2 separate regions of the Homo sapiens genome follow, and region 1 is linked to region 2. A link is an interaction called in ENCODE POLR2A ChIA-PET data of the cell type or tissue named here. Cell type or tissue: GM12878. All regions are shown on one strand. Each heading gives the region's core, and the rest is flanking DNA. Links, peaks and the distances in the headings are about the cores only.

Region 1 (9,592 bases), core at 692-8,691, 450 kb before region 2:
AAATTGCATAATTTGTTTTGACAATTTGTGGACTGTGTCCTTCATTGTTGTACAGTATTCCCACTATTCCTATTTAATGCTTTTTTAACTTTTACTTAGGTTTATCTAATGCTAATATTCTTCCTGTTTGTTTTTGTTTTACCTTTTTGTTTTGTTTTGTTTTTTGCAGTTGCTGCTGTATGTTTGTTTATCCTTTTCTTTTTCAATAGGTATGTCTTGAAGTTTCATTAGTAGCAGACTACTAATTTGCTTCTCAGGATTGCCATTTTTCAGGTCTTCTAATTTTTTAATATGGAAATTGTGTTTATTTAAATTTAGCAGGGCACTTCTTTTTTTTTTTTTTTGAGACAGAATCTTGCTTGCTCTGTCGCCAGGCTGGAGTGCAGTGGCATGATCTTGGCTCACTGCAGTCTCCGCCTCCTGGGTTCAAGCAGTTCTCCTGCCTCAGCCTCCCGAGTAGCTGGGACTAGAGGTGCACGCCACCACACCCAGCTAACTTTTGTATTTTTAGTAGAGTTTGACCATATTGGCCAGGATGGTCTTGATCTCTTGACTTCGCCATCCGCCCACCTCGGCCTTCCAAATCGCTGGAATTACAGGTGGGAGCCACCATGCCCAGTCTGATTTGCTTTCTTATCATTCATATGCTCACTGGACTGTCACTTTTAATTTCCTTCAAGAACTTTGCAGGCCAGGCGCAGTGGCTCATGTCTGTAGTCCCAACACTTTGAGAGGCCTATGCGGGAGGATTGCTTGGGCCCAGGAGTTCGAGACCAGCCTGGACAACAATATGAGACCCTGTCTTTACAAAAAATCAAAAAATTAGTTGGGCATGGTGGCATGAGCCTGTGGTCCCCACTGCATGGGAGGCTGAGGTAGGAATCACTTGAGCCCAGGAAGTCGAAGCTTCAGCGAGCAGTGTTCATGCCATTGCACTCCAGCCTGGGCCATAGAGCAAGACCCTATCTCAAACAAAACAAAACACAAAACTTTTCCTTTGCATTCACAACTAGGCTAACTGGCGCAAGAGGCCTAGCATTGGCCTGTCTTGGCTTTTGATATGCCTTCTCACTAAGCTTAACAATTTCTAGCTTTTTAAAATTTAATGTAGGAGATGTTTGACTTGTTGTTGTTGTTGTTGTTGTTGTTATTGACCAAGTCATGCTGAATCGATTCTTCTTTTCAGTTGGACACTTTGAGGCCATTGCAGGGTTATTTATTGGCCTAATTTCAATATTGTTTGGTCTCAGGCATTAGGGTGGCCTGAGAAAGGGAGAGAGACAGGGAGTGGCCAGTCAGTGAAGCAGTCAGAATACATTTATTGATTAAGTTTGCTGTTTTCATTGGGCGCAGTTTGTGGGGCCTCAAAACAATTACAGTAGTAACATGAAAGATCAGAACTCACAGGTCACCATAATAGATAAATAATAATTTATAAGTTAGGAATATTGCAAAAATTAACAAAATGTAACAGAAAGACGCACAGTGAGCACACATTGTGGGAAAAATGGCGTCTACTAATTTGGTTAATGCAGGGTTGCCACAAACCTTCAATTTATAAAAGCTCAGCATCTGTGAAGCAGTATAAAGCTAAATGCAGTAAAACAAGATATTCCTGTATAACTTCAAGAATATAAGAAGCCCTAAGAATACCAACAAGCTTTATGATAATAGATATTAGTTATACTTAGTTTATTATAAGATATTAGTGTTCTTCGTATATGATTGTATGTGCACATATGTGGCCATATATGACTATGACTTCACCTTAAGCCAGCTTCATTCTTAAGTGATAAAATTAACTTTGGAAATACTTACTGACATTATCTAAATATATGTTACTCTATGATATTATTTTATAGGATTTAAGCCATTTTTATTATAAATTATTTCAGTTACTTTCTGTATCATATCTCCAAGTTTTCCCTGTATAAAGCAGCATTCTTCTTTATTCTCCCTCTATTGACAGGTCATTTTGTCTCTTTTCTTCATTGCCAAGTTTTTTGTAAGAGTGGGCAACATATTCAGCATTTCACATCTTCAGTTCCCCACGCTCATGCTAATGTCTGTCTGCCGCTACCTCCATTGCTATAAAATTTCTTTAGTAAAGATCAGTGACCTGTTGCTCCAGAACATAATTATTGTTTTTTTGCCATCATTCCTTTTTGGCAAATACATATTGCTTTCTAGGTCTCTATTTTTTAAATTTGATTTTCTTGCTCTGTTATAAGAACTAAATTATCTTACAGATGCCAGTGAACAATTTTGAAAAACACTTCCTTACCCCATATCACATCTCTCTGACAGAGAGAGAAGAGGCCATGATTATGTCAACAGTTTGAACAGCGGCATCTTGCAAGAATTTCAGACCAACTGACCACTCATCAAAGAACTTGGCAGCTTTTTAATCTTGTTTTTTTAATACAACAGTATATCCATTCTGATGACAAACCTGTCCCGCCAAATCTCCACAACACACGTTGTAAAATCAGTGATTAGCAAATTAGTCAGCTTTGGCACGGAGCTGTGCTTGCTTGCCCATGACAGTCTGGAAACTGGTTTTGTACTTGCAACAGATTATCAACAATAAGTTGCTCACTGTAAGAAGTAGAGTTGAGTCTCTTCTGCAGGTGTGTGTCCAGTGATCAGCATGTGTGAAAAGTATTCCTTAATATATCTTCTGAAGACTTTTTCTGTTTCTGTTGGAATCTTCTTTGATTACAAATTGGTTATTACCATCTATAGAACCACTTGTACCCAGTTCAGCCAACAAAAATGCAAGATGTTTGGGCTGATGATGTAATAGTTTACAAATATCTGTAAAGTTGACAAAATAAGTTTTCTTGGTTCCTACTCAAATGACCTGTAGAGGTTTGATGACAGATTTCCTTTTCAGCAACCACATCTGGATTCTTTTCCCTCGTGATGTTGCACACTCGCTTCAGTAGCTCCTTATGTGTATTTGAGACTGCCCTAGCAGGGCCTGTATGATTATTGAATGAGATACTGTCATCTTTTTTGCTGTCTTCATCTTCTAGAACTTTGTCTTTCTCTAGTATTTCATCCTCATCTGGGAACTTGACATTCTTCTTTTTCTTCTTTTTATTGCCAAGCATAATATTAAGGTCATACTCTGGTTCAGCTGGTTCTTGAATATTTTTTCAATCTTAAGATCCTTTACACCTTCTTCAGCTTCATCAGTATCAAACATCTTTTTTGTTTTTTTCTTTTCTTTTCTTTTGATTAAAGAAGTTCAAGTCATCTAGATCATCAGAAGCACCTTTTTCCCTACTGTTCTCTTCATCAGCTTCCAATTCTTTGTCCCCAGTTGGCTCTGGCGCCACTTGTTTTGTTTCTAAGGGCTGGGTCTCCTCTGTTTGGGTATCCCCTTCCTCCTCTAACTAAAGGACTGCTGCTGCTGATTTTACTTCTTGGTCATAGTAGGATCAAAAATCATCTCATCCCCAGACATGGCTGCAGCTCGAATGGGCTAGGCACAGACAGGAAGTCAGACAAATCAGCCCTAGCCCCCAGCAGCAGCGCTGCTCCTGCTGTTACCTCTCACACCACTGCACTCTCTAGCCCCTTATTAATGTGTGCACATAGGGTGGGAATAGAGATGAATAAGAGATAGGTGCATGGTGGAGAGAGGAACTAGACTTAGGCATGGTTATACTTCTCCAGTTTGAGGTTTCTGGCACGACTTGACAATCTTTTTCCATCCAGCTTCTTTTTCCTATTCTTTGGATAATTCATTCCAGTCTTTCAACACTTAACTCACAGGACTCTCTTATCATTTGGACTGGGCTCTGACTTAAGTAATTAGAGGCTGTAGGTATAAATTCTCTCAACTCCCCTCTCTATCTGAAAATATATCTGTAATTTTTCATTATTTTCTAAGGGAAAGGAGAGTGGTGTTGATGACCAAAGCTTTGGTGTGACTGCTTGAGAATATTGGAAAGAGAAGCTAGGGCTAAATGAAAAGATTGTTAGGTCATGCTAAGAGTCAGCTGACTTTAAGCGCATTATGTAATTTTAAAAGTAAATTGGTACAGTGGTAACAAGTTAATCATAAATGGTTAATGGAAAAGTAGTTGATCCTTGTTTGACTTGTGTTTGTTTCAGTTACACAGACAGGTATGTATTTGTGTCCTGGCCTTTGATGTAAAGTGTACTTCCTGTGGTTTGCAGTTGAAAATGTTTGAAAGCTGTCTCCTAAATTTGAGAGCTCTGTTTCTTCTGCTTGACTTGTAAATATTGGTGTAACAAGGGTTATTGTCCTTGATAATATTCTTCCTCAGCAGTCATAACTACATTTCACATTTGAGTTATTTACATGCTGGTAGCTCCCTCCACACCCTTCAGCTCCAGAAATATGCTAGTTAAACACCATCTATCCAAAACTTACTCATTACATTTCTGGCTAAAACACTTTTTCCTCATTTTGAGTAGTTATGTAATTATCTATGCATTACCCACACCAGGAACTTGGGAATCATCTAGAATTTCTAATTTGTTTCCTCATTGTAACTCTTAGTACTCCTTCATCATACAGTCATTTATTAAGTCCAATTGATACTCTGATTTATCCTCTACATTTCCTTTAATACTGCCTTAGTTTAGTCTCTTTTGTTACTGATAGACCAGCGTTTTAATTAGAGAAATAGTTTAGCATAGTTCTTAAGAGCATGAGCTGTAGACACAGACATGTTAGTTGAATTCAGATCTTGGCATTTACGTCACCACATGACCTTCAGAATGTTTCTTAATCTCTCCGAACCTCAATTTTTTCACCTTTAATGTGGGGATAGTAATAGAACCTACTTTACAGGGCTGCTATGAGGACTAAATACACTTATACATATAAACTTCTTGAAGAGTTAACTGATCTGGCGGGGTGCGGTGGCTCACGCCTGTAATCCGAGCAGTTTGGGAGGCCAAGGCGAGCAGATCGGTCACCTGAGGTCAGGAGTTCGACGCCAGCCTGACTAACATGGAGAAACCCTAATTTAGTTGAAAGATACAGATTAAAATCAGCAAAGAGAAAAGGTGCATGGTGCAAAGCCCAAGAGAAAGCAGACCCATGCTTTCAGATGTCCCCAGCAACAATGTGGGACAATACACTGGGAGTATTGCCAAGTAGGGAATCTCACCTGAGCCTTGGTGTCTAAGTTTTGGAGATCAGTCTCATTGCCACGCAGCCCCCACAGGACTGGTAATCAGCTACTTGGACACCAGTGCACCCAGAGGTCAAACACGGTATGGCTTAAAGCCTCAGGTATACAAAAGTACTCTTACCAGGCAGAATTTTCCACGGGCTCAGAGGTCATCTCCCAGGAACGTGTAAAGGGCCAGTCCTGAAGATAGGCCTTTCTTAAGAAGGAATGTGCAGCATTTGAGCAACCCAGGCCTGCCAAATAAACCCTTTCTTGCACACTAGTATAGTCACGTTCATTCTTCAAGACCCTATTAGAAGTGTTATCTTTTTGGTGAAAATTTAACTGATTTACTCTAAGAAGAGTTAGTTGCTCTCATATCTTTGTCTCTACAGTTACTTATACTTATCTTCTTTGTAGTTTTATATAATACACTTTCTCAAGAGGTTTTTAAGTCATGCTTTCCCAAATGTGAAAATATTTTTCCTTTTCCCCTTTCTCTTCACTTTACTATTTCTCCCTTTGGTTTGAAAAATTGTTTTTGTGTGTTTCCTTTTACCAAGATCTTTTTATTTATTTATTTTTTTTTTTGAGACCGAGTCTCTCTGTCGCCCAAGCTGGAGTGCAGTGGCGCGATCTCAGCTCACTGCAACCCCCACCTCCCGGGTTCAAGCGATTCTCCTATCTCGCCCTCCTGAGTAGCTGGGAATACAGGCGCGTGCCACCACACCCGGCTGACTTTTTTTTAATTTTTAGTAGAGACGGGGTTTCACCATGTTAGCCAGGATAGTCTCCATCTCCTGACCTCGTGATCCGCCCGCCTCGGCCTCCCAAAGTGCTGGGATTACAGGCGTGAGCCACCGCGCCCGGCTCTTTTTATTTATTTTTATACCATGTTTTTGGTAAAATAAAGAGGAAATATTAATAAGAACAGTATTTTGTTTTAAATATATAACAGTAGTTATTTTTTAATTTTAATTATTTTATTTTAAAATTAGAGATGGCGTCTCACTATGTTGTCCAGGCTGGCCTCAAACTCCTGGGCTCAAGTGATCATTCCACTCCCAAAGTGTTGGGATTACAGGCATGAGCCACCTCACCCTTCTTTTAGAGTGATAAGTTTTATTTATGTTTTCATTTTCCATCAGAATGACTATATATGGTACTACAGTTTGTGTACTACACAACTCATGGGGACTTGGTTTATATCCCAGTCTTTGGTGCTTTCTGTAATTGTGTACATTATAAACTATAAAAATTACATACTAATCTAGAATCCTTCTTGAAGGTGTGGATTGTGTCATTTATGCTGTATCCTCTATTTCATGGCTGACATGTAGTCAGTTTGTTGTGTTGACTCTGGTGCTATTTTCAGTTATTTAGCCTCTATGTGTTACCTCAACAGTTTATCCATTCTGATAAGTCCTGGAACACTAGCAGGTGAAGGGACAGATGATCTTTCTTCTCATATTAGCATGTATTCAAGTATCTCTAACCAAGTCAGAATTTATAAGATGATAGATTGTATATTAGTTTTCTGTTGCTGCTGTAACAAAATTACCACAAACTTAGTGTCTTAAAACAGCACCTGTCTTACTGTTTTACCATTATGGAGGCCAGCAGTTTGAAATCCCTTTCACTGGGCTAAAGTCAAAAGTGGTGGCAGGACTGGTCCTTCTGGTGGCTCTGGGAGAAAATCCATTTCCTTGTCTCTTTCAGCTTCTAGTGGTTGCCTGTCTTTCTTTTCTCCGGCTTCTTCCTTCATCTATAAAGTGCATCACTCTACTCCCTGCGTCCATTGTTATTATAATTGCCTTCCACTCTTCTGTAGTCTTACCTTCCTCTTCCTCCCCCTGATAAGGTCACTTGATCACGTTTAGGACCCGCTGGACAAACCATCTCCAGAGCCTTAATCGCATCTGTAAAGTCCCTTTTACCATGTAAATTAATATTCATAGTTTCCGAAGATCAGGATCTGGATTTCTTTTGGGGCAATTATTCAGCTAACCACATATTATAATGAGGAAGCACTTCTTGGGAGGCATCATAATGCTTGTTTTTTCTTTTCCTAAATAGAGTATCACTTTTACCCAAATGGAATAACTCGCTGGGTTATTTTACTGAGCTCTTGATGCTCATTTCTTTGGTCTTCTCTGTGATGAATTAATGTTTCTATATGGACATCATGCACAATTTCTTTATTCCTGAAGAATATTTTAAAATGTTGTTATTTTATGTTGTAGTTGGTGTAATACGGTGCCCAGTATGCCGCCAAGAATGCAGACAGATAGACCTTGTGGATAATTATTTTGTGAAAGACACATCTGAAGCTCCTAGCAGTTCTGATGAAAAATCAGAACAGGTATGCTTCTCAATTTTTCTTTATATTCCTATCTTGATATCAAACTGTAAGTTATAAGAAAAACATGTTTGGATAGTTAAGTCATTTAGGGTGGTTCTGCTATGGATTCCTGTTTCAAATAGAAAGTTAAAGATAGCTTTCTTATATACTCTCAAACTTAGTTAAATGAGACTAAAGCTATTACTTAAAATGTCAAATTTGGGCCAGGCATGGTGGCTCACGCCTGTTGTCGCAGCACTTAGGGAGGCTGAGGTGTGAGGATTGCTTGAGCCCCGGAGTTCGAGACCAGCTTGGGCAACATAGTGAGACTCCATCTCTACAAAAAATAAAAGTACTAGCCGGGCGTGGTGGCATGCGCCTTTAGTCCCAGCTACTTGGGAGGCTGAGGTTGGAGGATTGCTTGAGCCCAGGAAGTTGAGGCTGTAGTGAGCCGTGATTGCACTACTGCTGTCCAGCCTGGGTGACAGAGCGAGAGCCTGTCTCAAAAAAAAAAAAAAAAAAAGTCAAATCTGCACAGACTTCGTGTTCTCAGCCTTAGATTTTTACCTACATGAATGATCTGTAAGGAAAAGGATTTTGTTGAAGATAAATGGATAACAAAATAATTTTATTCTGTGTACAGTGAAATAGTATATTGAAGAACAAGTTTTTTTTTTTTTTTAGATCTAGATTTTATGTATTTAATTTAGATTAGTGCTTATTTCTTCTTTTAGGTATGTACTAGTTGTGAAGACAATGCAAGTGCAGTTGGCTTTTGTGTAGAATGTGGAGAGTGGCTATGTAAGACATGTATCGAAGCACATCAAAGAGTAAAATTTACTAAAGATCACTTGATCAGGAAGAAAGAAGATGTCTCAGGTAAGATAGATGCATTGTAATCATTACAATGATTACAGTTAACCTCCTTCTTTTGCCCCTATAGAATTTTCTACTTATTCTTTATAAACTTTGGATAGCAACATCAATAGGAATTTAGAAAACTAGACAAAAATTTTATGTTTGGTTAAAAAATATTTGTTTTATTTTGCTACAGAGTCTGTTGGAGCATCTGGTCAACGCCCTGTTTTCTGCCCTGTACACAAACAAGAACAGTTGAAACTTTTCTGTGAAACATGTGATAGATTGACATGTAGAGACTGTCAGCTATTGGAACACAAAGAACATAGGTACAGAAATCATAATTGCTTACCAGGAAATACTATAAAAAGTGCTTGTAAAGTCATTCTTCTTCTTAAAGCAAATATTGATTATATGTTTGTGTCTTAATCTTTTAAATCTGTATTTTACATATTTTAATTTCTTGAGCAATATATGTTTTGGTAAATTATTTAAAGATTTCCACATTTAAATCTAATTGTCTTATGAATGTTTGTTAAAATGTATCATTTTGTAGGTTTGGGTTTACAAGAATGGAGTTATATTATGCATTTGTTTGCTACTCCTGTGATTCAAATAAGCTTTTTCTTGGTGTCCTATAGTATTTTTGGCTGTAATCTACAAAAGCAGTATTCTTTTAAACATCAAATCACAAATACACTGATTTCATGTTACATATAAAATTTGTAGAAAAGCTAGGGATTTATGAACAACTAAGCAGAGTTACTGACCCTCTAATACATACCTTTGTATTTTAGCCTTGTACCCTCAGAATTCAGTAGTATTCATTTACTAGGAGTGTGTTTCATATGAACGGTTTGGAAACTGTACAAAAATTTCTAGTCAGTTGTGTAACAATATCCTTCAGTAAATTTCTCCAGCTTCCATGGCATCTGTTTATTACAAGTAAAAAGATGGTGTCACCCATAGTCCAGAATTTTCCAAAGTGTTTTTCAAACAACAGTTTTTATGGCTGGATGGGAATAGATTTTATTAATCTATTGCCAAAAATGTATAAGAGAACTTGGGTTAACCACACTTAAATGTGTTTCTTAACGATATGATTTCTTAGGGTTTTTAATTCATTAGAATTCATTGAAGTTTATTAGAGCCTTCTTAAAGAGGGGATACAGTAATCCCAATTGCCAACCATTATTGCAGCCTTACTTTGTGCCAGGTACTTTTCTGAGTGCTGAAT
Region 2 (9,592 bases), core at 903-8,902:
AATACTAAAATCATTTTTCCAGAGTTGTTATTTTCTTCTTCCCAGATGCCTGAACAGGTGTCTCCAAACTCCTAATGCACATTCACTCTCAACCTTGGGAACTGAGTCAGTGGTCCTGGGGCCATTTTAGTTAAGGCTAAGATATTAATGTAATAATAATAATAATAATGGGAAAAGGGAAGGAAAGAAGAAGAGGAAGTGGACATGGAAGAGGAGCTAGCAATTAATGAACATTTACAACTGCCGGGGATTGTAGCAAACATCTTAGGGACTCAGTGGCCAGTCCCTTCCTCCAGCAATTTAGACACATTGATAGCTATAATTGTATTACACACCCACATTCAGGATCACTGCTGTCCCCTAGAAGTCTCTGCAAGTGCTTGGTTTGATTGCACAAAATATTTCTGATTATTTTCATTTACACAAATAGCTTTCATTTGTACCTAATCACTATGAAGCACAAATATGATTATGTGCTGATTAACTTTGCTTTAAGATTAATTTCAACATTAAACTCTGCCCATTATTTTAGGCTTCTTAATTTGTTGTGTGTACGGAATTGATTGTATATTCAAACTTAAAGCAATTAGAGGACACATCATGTCCTGGAATATTAGGATACAATACAGAGGGCGCACAAGTCCTTCCCCAAGCAGTAGAGATAATAGAATATTCTGAACAATTAACCTTAAGATATCTGAATATCTTTTTTTTTTTCTTTTTGAGACAGGGTCTCGCTCTGTCACGCAGGCTGGAGTGCAGCAGCATCATCTCTGCTCACTGCAGCCTCTGCCCCGCCAGGCCGAAGCATCAATCTTCCTACCTCAGCCTCCTGAGTAGCTGGCACCACAGGCACGAACCACCACACCCAACTATTTTGTTTGTATTTTTAGTAGAGATGGAGTCTCTGCCTTATTTCCCAAGCTGGCCTCAAACTCCTGATCTCAAGTGATCCTCCGCACCTCAGCCTGCCTCCCCCAAAGTGCTGAGATTACAGGCATGAACCACGGCACCCAGCCCTGAATATCATTTTGAATTTTAGAGTCATGGAGGTATACGATATGGTCTAGTTGTATTTTTAAGGTGCTAAACAGAGAGGTGGGCAGTAAGATACTGTGGAGGAGTACTGGTACTAACGTCAAATGCCATGGCCAGACTGCCTGCAACATTACTAGCTATGTTACCTTAGGGAAGTAGGGATGTGGGACTGTGTAGGGGAAACTAATATTTGTTGAATATATACTATTATAAGTACTAGCACTGTCAGATGCTTTAGGAATAGTAGTGGTAGTAATGAGAACAATCATATAGAAACCCAGATAGCTAGCATTTATTAAGGTCTTTGTGTAGGCCATTGATAATGGTTTGGGTGTATGTCCCTGCCCAAATCTCATGTCAAATTGTAATCCCCAATGTTGGAGGTGGGGCCTGGTGGGAAGTGATTGGATCATGGAGGCAGATTTCACCTTTGATAAAGACTCTCACCTTTGCTAGTTCTTGTGATAGTGAGTGAGTTATCATGAGATCTGGTTGTTTAAAAGTGTGTAGCACCTCCCCTCTCTGTCTTCCTCCTGCTCCAGCCATGTAAGGCGTGCCTGCTTCCCTTTTGCCTTCCGCCATGATTGAAAGTTTCCTGAGGCCTTCCCAGCCATGCTTCCTGTACAGCCTGTAGAACCGTAAGACAATTAAACCTCTTTATAAATTACCCAGTATCAGGTATTTCTTTATAGCAGTGTGAGAATGGACTAGTACAGCCATGCAATATCCTATTTAATCCTCAAAATAACCCTAAGGGATCGGAGCTATCACGATCCTCATTTTACAGAAGAGGAAACCAAAGCTCCAAGATGCTAAGTAACTTGACTAAGGTCACGTTGATAAATCACAGATAGTCTAGATTTGAATCCAAATCTGTTGGGCATCAAAACTTTAGTCTTTCCAGTTCTTCTAGATTATCTCCAAGGTTAAGTAATCCCTAACCTCCCAGAATCTGCTTCCTCATTTATAAAGTTGTATAAAAATATCTTACTTAAAACAAAAGATCTTTTTGTGGCTCAACAAGATCACATACCTGAAATAGCATATATTGTAAAATACTAGAAAATGTAAACTTGCTAGAGACTTAGAAAATTTACCTGTTTTCCTTGAGGCAAATAGGTACATGTTCCTCTCTTCCTCTTTTCCTCTCTCCCTTCCTTCCTGACATCCTGCCTTCCTGCCTTCCTTTCTTTGATTTTTGTTCTCCCCCTTCCATTCCTTTTGATCCCCTTTTTGTTCTCCTCTGCTTTCTTTCCATCCTGCAACAACTTCATCCCCACCCCGACCCCTGCCTGGTTTAGGAAAGAATTAACCAGAGAGCCCGGGAAAAGTGTGCATTTTAATTAGTCATCTATGATTCATTGGGAAATGGCTTTGTTACTCTGAAGACAGAAGGAGACATGGATTTTCTCACTTACACAGAGCTGGTTGCACACCCAGCAGGGGCTCCAGGCACAGTTGCTAAATGATGAATGATAGCATACCCAGGTAGGTTACTCACTGGATAAATATGAGCAATTTCTTTTTAGGGGATCATCTTCATGCTGAGTCTTGGACACCAACCTGAATTCTCCTACAGAGAAACTGGACATCTGCTCTTGATGGGGTGTAGTGGATAAGGCATAGCACCTGTGATCAGGAGATCTAGATCTGAGTCTCAGTTGTGACACTTTTTTCTGTGTTACCTTGGGAAAGTTATTTACCCTCTCTGAGCCTCAATTTCCTCACTAAAAGGGGATCATGGTACCAACATGTGTTAAAAGAGTATTAAATGAGATAATAAGTACTTTGTAAACAATGTGTTTGTAATTAATCATGAATCTTAGTTTGATTATATGATTATAATTATGTTTTTTTCCAGTAATGGAAAGAGGGCAGGGATAAAAGGCAGTGAGTGGCCTGAGCTTCTAAAAATTCTCATGAGAAGGATTCATAGAGGGTTCACCTGGTTCCTTCTAGGAGTTTACTCACAGCCTTATAATTTTCATTATTTAGAAAAACAATCACAGATGTCATGTATCACAACTTGCAGAGAACACACCTGCCCCTGAGACAGAGCAATCATGATGATGGTGGGCAGATGGGGTCAATTCTGGGGAACTGGGATTCCTTGTGGGAATGGAGGCCATTTCCCCATGGGTGACTCACAATGGCTGAAGAAGGGAGAGGCAAGTATCTATTATACACAATTAGCAATCACCCCACAACCCTGGCTCATGTGAACCCCACCACCACCCCCAAAGCTATTGCCTTTTGCATAGTCCTCCACCCCACCTCCATTCCCAACTTCCCAGACACTCATTTTAACGTGCTTTCAGGAGGCAGGAATTCTGGTAGGAGGGAGATATCTCACGAGGTTTGCCCTGAGACACTCCTGCCCCTGACCATGAGGGCAGGCTCCTATCTCCTCCTCCTTGGGTCCAGGTCTGGCCACACCCACATGAGAAGGGAGTGTGATCCCTGAGCATGCCTTGAATGTGGTGTTAGAAAATGGGACCCACATAAAGATTCTGCCACAAAAGTGCTGTATAACTCAGGGCAAATCACTCACTCTCTCTGAGCTTCAGCTTCCTCTGCAGTAAAATGGAGATACTAATACTTGCCCTGACTTCCTCACATTGCTGATGTGAACATCAAATTTAAAAACCAAAACAGGGCCGGGCACGGTGGCTCACGCCTGTAATCCCAGCACTTTGGGAGGCCGAGGCGGGCGGATCACGAGTTCAGGAGATCGAGACCACGGTGAAACCCCGTCTGTACTAAAAATACAAAAAATTAGCCAGGCGCCGTAGTGGGCGCCTGTAGTCCCAGCTACTCAGGAGGCTGAGGCAGGAGAATGGCGTGAACCCGGAAGGCGGAGCTTGCAGTGAGCCGAGATCACGCCACTATACTCCAGCCTAGGCGACAGAGCGAGACTCCATTTCAAAAAAAAAAAAAAAAAAAAAAACCAAAACAATAGAACAAAAAAAAATCATGAGGACTAAAATGCTGTTTAAATGTTTAGTTTTAGGAGAACAATGAAACAGTTAAGAGCAATAAGCCAGAAGAACACATAGCAATGTGGCTGAATCTTAAAACCATGGTCCTGAATAGAAGACAAGAAACATAATGAGCTATATCACAACCCTATTCACATAAATTAAAAATCCGCAGCCACAAAACAATGATGTGTGCTTTTCAAGATTCAACATTAAACAAATTAAAACAGTGATGGGATATAGGGGATGGGGATAAAAAGAATGAATGAATAAGTGAATGAATGAATGAATGAATGAATGGCAGAGTTCTTGCATGGACCATTGATGACACTGTGAGATGAGATGAAGGGCGGAATAATCCTGTGTACCTGAGATCCAAGAAAAATGTTTGTTATTATTAAGCATCAGCTTTGTTAAGTAAGGGAATTGACAACACTTTCTTCTGCAGTCTAGTCACTCTTTGATTCATTTATTCAACAAAAGTTGGTTGGGTCCTGATGCAGTGACTCATGCCTGTAATCCTAGCACTTTGGGAGGCCAAGGCAGGAGGATTGCTTGAGCCCAGGAGTTTGAGACCAACCTGGGCAACATACAGAGACCCCTCTCTACAAAAAGTGAAAGAATTAGCCAGACATGGCAGCTTGCGCCTGTGATCCCAGCTGCTTGGGAGGCTGAAGCAGGAAGATCGCTTGAGCTCAGGAGTTTGAGGTTGCAGTGAGCCATGATCGCGCCACTGCACTCCAGCCTGAGTGACAGAGTGAGTCCCTGTCTCTAAAAATATAAATAAATAAACATTGGTTGAACATCTACAACAGGCCAAACTGTGCAGAGTACCAGTATTATAAGCTTCCCCCCGCCCCAAAAAGTCCTGCCTTTATTTACTGACAAGAAAACAAATGCTCACAGTATGGTATGATAGTGTCTGACAGAGATGAGGACAAAGGAACGCAGAGGAAAAGTCCCTCACCCAGCCTGGGGGAGAGGGAGGAGGCTGTGTCAGCGAAGGCTGGAAGAAGGATGCTTGAGCTGTGCTGAAGTATGTGTATGGGTCAATCTGGTGAAGAAGGTAGGGATGTATTTTAGGTATAGGAAACAGCAAGTTCAACAGCACTGACACGTAAAGCAGCAAGCAGCTCCGTACAGGCTAGCATGGACTGGCCCACAGCAGAGACCTGGGGAGGCTGAGGCCAGAGATGCAGCCCACTCTGAAAGGCCTTCAAGACCAAGACAGGGACTTCAGAGATTCCCTAATTGCACGGAAGCCAATGTGGTTTTTCCCTGGGAGAACATCACACCCAGATATATGTCTTTAATAGCCACCATGGCCACAATGTGGAGATGGGTTAATGGAGAGAATCTTGGTGTGGGGGAGGCCATTCAGGAGGTTGCATGAACACTGGAGGCCTGAACTAAGGCAGTGGCTGTGGGGATGGAGAGAAGGGACTGAGGCTGTGAGATGGTAAGAAGCAGAGTCCAGGGTTATGTTGACTGGTGTCTGACTGGACATGGAGTAGAGAAGGGGTAAGAGAGGGTCAGAGATAATGTCCAGGTTCCTGATTCAGAAATCAAAGTAGCTGACCATGCCATTCTCCAGAAAATGACATCCAGGAGGAGGGACAGCCTTGGGTAAAGGGTCAGAAGTGCAGAAGGTAGTTGTGCACACAAACACAACTCAGTAGAGGGCTCTGGTCAGAAATATCTATATTTGGCAGCACTGCCATACAAAGCCACAGGAAGAGATGATACATCTGGAAACATTTAGAGGATGAAAAGAGAAGAGGGTCAAGAATGAACCATGCATTTAAGGGACAAGCAAAGGAATTGTAACCTGCAGAAAAAAAAGAAAGAAAAGACCAGAAGAGATGAAATTAAGAATAAGTGAGACCAGTGTGGTGGCTCATACCTGTAATCCCAGGGCTGTGGGAGGCCAAGGCAGAAGGATTGCTTGAGGTCAGGAGTTTGAGACCAGCCTAGGAACCATAACAAGATTCTATCTCTGCAATATGTATGTGTGTGTGTGTGTATATATATATATATATATATTTTTTTTTTTTTTTTTTTTAATTAGCCAGGTGTGGTGGTGCACACCTGCAGTCCCAGCTACTCAGGAGGCTCGCTTGAGCCCAAGGGTTCAAGGCAGCAGTGAGCCAAGATCATACCACTGCACTCCAGTATGAGTGACAGAGTGAGAGTACCCACACCACTGTGGAGTGAGAAACAGAGAAAGGGGAAGCTGTAGGTGCAGAGAACTTTCAGGAGAGCTGTCTGTAAAAGGAAGGAAGACAGAACTAGAGAAATCAAGGAAGAAATTGTTAAAGGATGAGAACAACTTGAGTAGATATGGAGGAAAGGATTTAGGAGAGAGGAAGAGATTGAAGATGTAGAAGAGAAGGGAAATTTGATGGAAGGAAGTCATAGCAAAAGAGAGATATGAGGATGGAGGGAAGTGCATAACTGAAGGAATTCACATGGACTGAAGAAGGGACACCTCCTCCCCTCGGTGCAATGAATTGTCCAGCTTTCTTAGAATAATATTCCATATGTAGCTCTATGCTCCCTATAAAATGAGACTGACATCTGTTAATGAGATTACTGTAAAGCTAATTTCACTTCATTCTTTACCTCATTTCCTCTCTCCCTAACTATCTCCATTAATGACAAGAGCAGTGAGGTGCCCTGAGAAGCAGGAGGCGGTGCCCAGAGCCGGCAAGGGTGGGGAGAGGAAAAAGGAGTCCAGCCTATGGTAGGACGTGAGTGGCTTCAACACCCCTCAGAACCCAATGCCTCCACTGAACCACGAAGCAAGCTGAGAAGCCCCGCCAGCTTATGGGGAAAGTGCTGGCTTCCCTAGAGTCTAAACCTGTTCTAACTTTCCCCTGGTTCCAGCTCTGGATCCACCTCTACATTTTTAACTCACCCTTGCCCCTTTGGTTTGTGGGATTTTTCTTTCATTGCTGACTTCTGATTCTTGGCTCCTTCTCAAGAGTTTTGCCTTGTGTTCAATTCCTTGATATGCCAGCTTTTGACTACCTTCTCTAAAACTCATGTACTTATGCTCCTCCTCATTCAAAAGGGGATTCGAGGGTTGACAAGGGGGTCATAAAGATAAAAAAGGATTATGTCATTGTGCACACATCACAGAGTGTACTTACAGAAACCTAGATGGTGCAGCCTACCACATACCTAGGCTACAAACCTGTACTGCATGTTGCCATACCGAGTGCTGCAGGCAATTGTAACGCTATAGTATTCGGGGATCTAAACATATCTAAATGTAGAAACTGTAAAGTGAAGGTATGGTATAAAAGATAAAAACTGTACACCTGCATAGGGCCCTTACCATGACTGGAGCTTGCAGGACTGGAAGTTGCTCTGGGTCAGTGTGTGAGCAGTGAGAGAATGTGAAGACCTAGGACATTACTGTACCCTACAAGGATTAGAAACACTGTACACTTAGGCTATGCCAAATTTATTTTAAAATTTTCTTTCTTCAATAATAAATTACCCTTAGCTTACTGTAAGTTTTTACTTTATACACTTTTTAAATTTTTTTAACTCTTTGACTTTTTTGAAATAACAGCTTAAAACAAACATATTGCACAGCTGTACAAAATATTTCCTTTATATTCTTATTCTATAAGCTTTCTTCTACTTAAAAAAATTCTAAATATTTTTACTTTGTAAACTTTAAAAAAAAATTAGACACAAACACATTAGCCTAGGTCTACACAGGGTCAGGATCATCAATATCACTGTCTTCCTCCTGCACGTCTTCTCCCGCTGGAAGGTCTTTAGGAGGAATAGCACACACAGAGCTATCATCTCCTATCATACCAAAGCCTTCTTCTGGAATACCTCCTGAAGGACCTGTCTGAAGTGAAGCTGTTTTACTGTTAACTTTTTTTTAATAGGTAGAAGGAGTATACTCTAAAACAATGATTAAAAGCATAGTAAATACATAAGCCAGTAACACAGTTATTTCCTATAACTATCAAGTATTACATACTGTATGTAATTGTATGTGCTAGACTTTTACATGACTGGCAGTGCAGTAGGTTTGTTTACACCACATCACCACAAACACGTGAGTAATGCATTGTACTCTGACCTCATTAGGCAATAGGAATTTTTCAGCTTCATTACAATCTTATGGGACCACTGTGGTCTGTGTGGTTCATCACTGACCAAAACATTGTTATGTGGCATGTGACTGTATATCAGTATATATGTTGATCAGATTTACACTATAATATATTGAGAGGAGATGAAGAAAGTGACTGTGAGAGATAATAAATGTTTATTGTTTTAACCTACTAAGTTTTGTGGTAATTTTTGTTTCTCACTACAAAAATGGAAAAGTGGAAAATAAATAGACAATGTCTAAAACAGAAAAAAGTAGCAATATAAGCTTGTTATTTAGAGATATGAAAGTGATATCCCAAAAAAGCTGACAACAGTTGGAGCTGGAGGATGTACTTCTAAGATGGCTCACTCACACAGCTGGCAAGTGAGCTCACACTGCTGGCTGTTAGCAGGTGGTCTCAGTTCTTCACCACATGGACCTCTCCATTGTGCTGTTTGAGTGTCTTCACAACATGGCAGCTGACTTCCTCCTGAGTGGGCAGTATAGGAAAGGACATAGTGGAAGCCACAATTCCTTTCATGACCTAGATTGAGAAGTCACATTCCATCATGTCTGGTATATCTTATAGCTCCACAGGTCAGCCCTATTCTATATGGGAGGTGACTACACAAAGGCATGACTTACTAACACGCAAGGATTGCTGGGGGCTATCTGGGAGGTTGCCACGCAAGTATTCAAAAAGTGGAAATTTGCCTGACACACTGAACCTCATCCTTAATTCTCTTAATGATAAGTACATAAAGAGGGAGGCCAGTGGCATAACTGCTCAGCCTTGTTCAATAGAGCTAGCCAGCCAGAGGCCAAAACCATATGTTCAAGTCTCTGAAGGTCTGACTTATCTGTGAATAAGACTAATGGAATCTAGAGGAACGGTGGGAATGCATGTCTTTTATCTCTATTAATGCTATTTTTTGCAACCAAGCATTTGGTAAATTTTGAGCTGCAGGGAGCTCAGTGTTATGCTGACAAGTACATGGGGTTCAGCTCCTCCCTGTTACCAATTAAGGGCAGCCTTATTCTTTAATAGGCTGGGCTGGAGATGGGCTGTCAGCCTCCTGTGAAAGTGCAGGAGCTTAGCTAGGGCACATGCTTGGCTGGAAGGAGAGCCTCTTGCATGTAATACCTGTCCTAGATGCAGACAGTCTTGGCATTTAGGGCATCCAACTTTAAATCCATGTCCTTCCTCCTTGTCCAAGATCAGAAAAATAATTTATTTCTTCTTTTTAGTTCTATCAACGCTTCAAAGTCTAGCTCTAAAGTCCCCCCCATCCCCCACCCCCCACATCCAGCCTCCCTCACTGCCTTCATGTCTGCTCTTCTGCCCCCTCCAGACCAGTATCCAGGCCTCTTGGGCCTCTTTCCTGCTCCCCTGTGCAACCTTACTGATACAGAGGGAATTAACCAAGACTGCCAAGGAAAGTTGGGTACAAAG

The links. ChIA-PET counts read pairs that join two places held together with the same protein. Peaks named below come from ENCODE experiments on the same cell type or tissue, not always from the same donor. Only the 100,000 strongest peaks of a DNase experiment are listed, where the experiment ranks them.
Region 1: POLR2A ChIA-PET joins it to region 2 with 10 read pairs; 3 of 35 experiments call an interaction of 5 or more read pairs at or near these places.

Annotation. Positions count from the first base shown.
Region 1 is chr1:114,462,196-114,471,787 of GRCh38, reverse strand. TRIM33 (tripartite motif containing 33) reads left to right here. Exons shown (of 20, transcript NM_015906.4): 2 at 7,400-7,518; 3 at 8,232-8,376; 4 at 8,552-8,684. It also overlaps the pseudogene EIF2S2P5. Among named protein-coding and RNA genes, the nearest start is that of TRIM33, 44 kb to the left of the region's middle. In GM12878, for the core only: no CTCF peak of the experiment used is centred there; no DNase peak of the experiment used is centred there; H3K27ac peaks cover 690 bases.
Region 2 is chr1:114,008,145-114,017,736 of GRCh38, reverse strand. No RefSeq gene overlaps it. Among named protein-coding and RNA genes, the nearest start is that of OLFML3, 33 kb to the right of the region's middle. RefSeq lists an enhancer at 1,419-2,618. In GM12878, for the core only: no CTCF peak of the experiment used is centred there; no DNase peak of the experiment used is centred there.